Regions from separate parts of the Homo sapiens genome. Here region 2 is linked to region 1. A link is a contact called in ENCODE Hi-C or POLR2A ChIA-PET data. All regions are on one chromosome and are shown on one strand. Each heading gives the region's core, a stretch centred on a gene start or an enhancer-like site at or near the end of the contact. The rest is flanking DNA. Distances are from core to core; before and after follow the strand shown.

The links. A loop is a pair of places that touch in the nucleus more often than their neighbours do. ChIA-PET counts read pairs that join two places held with the same protein, here RNA polymerase II (POLR2A). Pooled maps may share reads with other maps.
Region 2: a map of esophagus squamous epithelium shows a loop between it and region 1 (4-fold over the local background). The contact joins two enhancer-like sites. A Hi-C loop is called at or near these places in 6 of 168 maps with a recorded cell type or tissue (GM12878, OCI-LY7, Right ventricle myocardium superior and 3 more), 5 of 37 single-sample maps with no recorded cell type and 4 of 50 pooled maps. POLR2A ChIA-PET finds 5 or more read pairs at or near these places in 4 of 52 experiments (A673, AG04450, K562 and 1 more).

The regions. Positions count from the first base shown.
Region 1 is chr11:73,423,934-73,426,791 of GRCh38, reverse strand. The region is part of intron 3 of FAM168A (family with sequence similarity 168 member A); the gene reads left to right. Among named protein-coding and RNA genes, the nearest start is that of RELT, 49 kb to the right of the region's middle. Within about 2 kb of position 1,483, at least 4 of the 41 ENCODE cell types and tissues checked have a DNase peak (open chromatin) inside an H3K27ac peak, as active enhancers do.
Region 2 is chr11:73,659,819-73,662,646 of GRCh38, reverse strand. It overlaps PLEKHB1 (pleckstrin homology domain containing B1), which reads right to left. Exons shown (of 8, transcript NM_021200.3): 7 at 1,795-1,894; 8 at 1-1,181. The coding sequence ends at 1,045. Among named protein-coding and RNA genes, the nearest start is that of PLEKHB1, 15 kb to the right of the region's middle. RefSeq lists enhancers at 679-1,521, 1,522-2,366 and a silencer at 1,445-1,616. Within about 2 kb of position 1,311, at least 5 of the 41 ENCODE cell types and tissues checked have a DNase peak (open chromatin) inside an H3K27ac peak, as active enhancers do.

The DNA of each region.
Region 1 (2,858 bases), core at 234-2,733:
ACTTTGCTTCTGATTTTGGTGCAACCTTGGGAAGATCCCTTTCCCTTTGAGTTACTTACACACACACACACACACACACACACACACAGCATATTTTGGAATCCTACACACACACACACATACACACACACACAGCATATTTTGGAATGCTGGCCTCTGGATTCACAGTGCAGATTTCCTGACTGGGGGACTTCCTACCATGGAGAAGCTGGCTCAAGGTCAGAAAGGACAGTGTAGGTTACTCTCACCTTCCTGCCAGAGCTAGCCATTTGTGATGCACAGAGGTGCCTTCAGAAGGAACCAGGCTCTTAGGTTTAAATTTCTTTCAGCTGCTTTAAGGAGACCCAGAAGTTGCTTGAGAGAGAGCTATTTTTAGCAGCTCTGAATACCCTGAGATGTCATCTGTCCAGGATGCAGGGAAACATTTCACTCTTTTCATTGGTTCTGAAAGCAATGTGGGTATTTGGAGCTTTTTCCCAAGCTCTTAATGATTTCAGGGATCTTATTTAAGAACTCTTTGGCCCCACAAGAGGTAGGAGCCAATCAAGACTTGGCTTTCAGAATCGAGGGACCTATTAATGGTAATCTGGCTTGAAAATAAATGAAGGGACGGATAAACAGGTTAACTAATACAGATAAAAATAAAATAACCTCCTCATGAGAATCTTTTGACAAAACATTTTCCCCTATTGTCTCATTTGATTTCACTGCATCCCTATAAAGTACAAATACATTATTCCCATTTTACATACAACAAACTTGGAGAAGGGTAGGGAAAAGGAATTTGTGCTTTCTGAACAGCTGCCCTGTTCCAAGCCCTGCACAAGTCATGTTACAAACATTCATTTTTACCTTAGTCTTGTGAGTTGGGGCTTCTTGCCTCCAACTTTGTTCAAACAGGTTAAATAAGTTGCCCAAAGTTATACAGCTAAAAACCAGTAGATTTGGGAGGGCAAGGCGGGGGGATCCCTTGAGGCCAAAGGTCAAGACCAGCCTGGGCAACATGGTAAGACCCTGTCTCTACAAAAAATTAAATTTTAAAAAACAGGCAGGCTTGGTGGCATGCACCTGTAGTCTCAGTTACTTAGGAGGCTGAGACAGAAGGATCACTTGAGCCCAGGAGCCGGAGGCTGCATTGAGCTATCATTGCACCACTGCATTCCAGCCTGGGCAACAAAGTGAGACACTGTCTCCAAAAAAGGCAGTATAGCTGGGATTCAAACCCAACTTGTCTGACCCTACAACCTGTGCTCCTTCTATAGCACCACAGTGACCCAGAGGCTTCAGGGATGGAGTGCCTCTGCACTGGTCCTATCTCTTAGAGGTTTTACAGACAGCTCTTTAGAGGCCAAAGATGGTGATATTGTCTCTGAACCTTCACTTCCTCTAACACATCTGCCATATGTGAAATCCCTCTGCAGTTCCTGGGAGAACTGAAATGTATTCTTATAACAGACAAGCAAAAAGCAGGAACTTGGGCTTGTTCACATCCGGCAGCTCTGGGTCAGCTGTCTGGAAGACACTATGGCATCCAGGGAGGGGCTCTCTGCATTGAATGGACTTTCCCAGATGACATGTCTGTCACCCTCTCTAGGGTAAAGGTGTTTTACATCTTTATTTACTGCTTTTGTGAAGCTGGGGGGAAACTGCTATTGCAAAACAAAGTCTGTTTATGTAACTGCAATGTATACAACTTTGCACAAATTCTTAGTGGTAATTTCAACTAACATTTCTATCCAACAGAGTTTCAGTTCCTGCATTCAGCTTATGGTAGGAAAGCTATTTTTCCTCATCTGTATTACAGCCTATGAATGTGTTCTCTCGTAACAATGGTAGATCCCCTCTCCTCTCCTCCCCAAATCCCATCCCCTAGGCTTGGGCTCCCCCCAGGTGGCTCAGCAGCAGTTCCTAAAGCATGCAGGAACGTGTCTGATGGTGCAAAAATCATGGGTTGGAGACACACATGAACCGTCCCTAGGGCAGCAGCAAAGGATCATGGCACTAAAAGGCGTCTCTCAACCTAACCTGGCTGCCGAATTCAAACAAACAAATGAATAAAAATTCCAGGGCCTGTATGCAGCTCCTCAGTTGGCTTTGTGGTAGCCTCTGTGAAGGAGTACCTGGATTATGCCTATTAGAACCCAAAAAACTAGTCTGCCCCAGGATCAGATTTTCCATCTCCATCGGCAGTCTGACATGTTTGAAGACCTGGTTGACTTTAGATACAATATGTTCCCTTAGCCCAGAACTTGAGCTCTGGGCTCATTTTCCTAGAAGATGGTGAGAGGTGGGGGGGGCAGCGTGCTGATAAATGAGGGACCAGAACTGGGTTCTCTGGACAGTGTGGACTCCAGGCCCAAGGCACCACGGGAACTTCTGGGCACCTGTGAGGGTCCCAACAGTATAACTTGACTAGGTCCTTTTTGTCATAGACAGGAAGGGACCATGGGAGGGACTTGCAACTTTCACCACCCTCACCTGGGCTGCTCAGGAAAATGTTTTTGTAAAATTTCTGCACCCTTTCTCAACTTTTAACCTTGAATTATTTGGATGCTGGAAATTGAATTTGTGTGTCGCGCATCTGTCAGGAGATGAGCTGTGAAATTTCTCCTTGCCACTGCTGTGGGCTGTGTGATCTTGGGCAATTTACTACTGTCTCCAGGCCATAGATAAATTGTTTAATTTCACATGATCTCTGAGGTCCCTTTAAATGCTAATACACTGTCCTCTTATAATTTTATTACTTCAATTTTGTTAGTTGCAGACCTGTTTCTCATGTAGTCATTTTTTGTTTGCCTCAGGATATATGAACCTGGACAGAAGGGTGCATAAAAAGTTAGAGAAGCTTTCATTCTTCC
Region 2 (2,828 bases), core at 62-2,561, 240 kb before region 1:
CTGGTGGACCACCTGAGGGCAGGCACAGATGGGGCTTCCTGGGCTGGTGTAGAGGTGGATCAGGCCCCAGAGGAGAACACTGCCATCTTATTCAGAATGAAGGATGAGACAAAGCCTGAGAGGGTGACAGTCACAGCTACAAAGAGAGGGCCGAGCTCCTGGTGTGAGAGGCATTTCTGGACGGAGGCAGCTTTCTAGGGCTGGAAGTCTCAAATAGAACTCACCTGTTCCCCAACCAGGGGTCCCCAGGTTCAGCTCAATTGTTATCATGGGTACCAGCCAGGAAGCTGTTTGTGGGAAGGATGGGACTTGACTCAGGAGTGTTTTAGGTATGGACATGTGTCAGTATTCACAAAACAGGCAATATATTCATTATAGATGCAATCATGAAACTTCCCTCCAGAGAAGGCTCACATCTCCCCTTTCACCTAGGAAGCTCCTTAGCTTGAAGGCCCACCACGGTCTGATCCCAGCCTCCACCCCAGCCCAAATGAACTCCCATTTAATTCCTTGGACATGCCATGACGTTCACGGCTCTGCATACTTGCCAATAACTGTTCTTCCAGCCTACCTGTCTTGCTCCCTGCCCCACCTGTCCTTGTCAAAGGACTGATAACTCTTCAGCTTTGTCAAGTCCTTGTTTACTCCTGTTCTCCCCACCAGGACTCGAGCTCCCTAAGGAGAGAGCAGAGAGCCCGATTCATGTTGTGTCTACAGCGCCTGGGGAACTCGAAGCCAAATGAAGTCGTATTTGCTGTGCCCTGTTGTGTTTAGAGGAAATGTATCCATAAATGTCTATAACAGATTTTGGGGGTGTCTAGTGGTAGATGTGAAGACTTCAAGCGATGTTTGTACCTGTGATGATAGCTTCTTCCCATGTGGGGATTAAGGGTAGGGAGTGGGGGGAATGGTCCAAACCCGGAAGGAGCTAATGGAGAGGATAGGGCCAAAGTGGGACAGGGCTTGGATGGTAGAGGATGGGGTCCAGGAGGAAGAGGAGTCTAGCAATCCAAGCGCAGGGGTCAGTGCTCCGAGTCCCAGGGCTCAGAACCAGCAGGGCGACCACATGAGCGAGCCCAGCGCCGCCCCAGTGGCGGCTCCCGCAAGCATGCCCATGGCCAGAGGGGCGCCGGCGCTGTAGCAGGGATCCTCCCGCACTATCACGTGCGTCACGCCAGGGCCTGCAGAGGGAGACAGCCCATGAGGATCAGCGACTTAGGAGGGAGTAGAGTGATCTTCGTACCCTTCCTGCATCACTCCAGCCCAACCCAGTGTAAGGCGCCGAACCCACTCTCCTGCTCCCCAGTCAAAGAACAGATCTAGACGCGGGAAGAGCTCCACCCTACGGCTCCCAGGCCTTGGATCGGCTACGGATGTCCCGGAACCTACGGGTCCGCTACGGCAGGCTAGGGCGGAGCAGCGAGGAAACCCTGAGATCGCTAAGCACAACCACCAGGCGCCTAACGATGGGCATTCCCAACCGCCAGGCCCCAGAGCGGGGAGGAGGCAGCATTCCCGCAGTAGCCACCAGGGGCCGCTACCGGCTCAGGAATGGGTATTGCCGACCGCAGGGCTGAGGAGCCATCCCAGAAGGGTGAGGTCAGCTCGAGACGAACGCTGGTTCCAGAGCTCTCCCAGTCTCAGGATGGAGAGGGGCTTGCGGAGAGTTCTGCCTGGGAAAATCCGTGCACGCTAAAAGGATGAAGCCTGGTCCGGACTTACGGACCGTGGGCTGGGCCTGGCGCTGAATCGGTGCTGGATCGAGGCAAGCCCCGGGGCACGCTGGAGACTTACCTGCGTAGGGCGGTCCGTAGTAGCTGCGGACATACGTGGCCTCGTGTGCATTGGGGGGCACCACCTCGTAGTAGTCTTGGTACGGGCTGTAGACGCGCACCTGGGGAATCCAACCATGTCAGGTGCCCAGGAACTCCCTGGCCCGGATTTGGTCCCCTACCCCCACGCCTGGCACAGGCCTCTCTGGGATCCATGGAGCCACCTCCCCAAGTTTAGAAATGGGCCTCCAGCCACTAGCAAGCTCTTGGAGAAAGGCCCTGCCCTCCCCACAAGGTCCACGGTCCTCTAAAACTTCTGCCCTACATCCAGCTCCCAGTGACACCCATTCTCCAACTCTGGCCTCCCACCTAGCTCAAAAAATTCTCTATGGCTCCCAATTTCTCCTTATAGGTAGTCTAATATTTGCTAGCAGCTCTACAATAATGCCACTTGAAAGACCCAGCTCTACTAGTCACAAGGAGGGGAACATGGCCAAGCCCCAGGCCCAGGAAATAAACAGGGGTTGGGGAGGAAGGAAGGGAAAGGAAGGATAGGGATGAGAAGTAACTAAAATACAGTTATGCGTCTTTTAAACAACAGGGATACAGTCTGAGAAATGCGTCCTTAGGCAATTTTAGTTATGTGAATATCATAGAGTGTACTTACAAACAAACCTAGGTGGCACACACCTAGAGTATATGGTATATCCTATTGCTCCAAGCCAACAAACCTGTTCAGCAGGCTACTGCCCTGAATACTGTAGGCAATTGTAACACAATGGTATTTGTTATCTAACTAATCATATATAAATGTAGAAAATGTAATGCATTGCCCTACGACATTATCATGGCTACAACATCACTAGGTGATAGGAAATTTTCAGCTCCATTATAATCTTATGGAACCACCTTTGTATATGTGGTCCATCATTGACCCAAAATTGTTAGGCTGCACTAGGCTGTAACGATTATTGAGCACCTACTATGTACCAGGTCCTGAAGGAAGTGATCACGTGTGTTACACCACCTCTAATCCTTAAAGCAGGTATTAGCTCC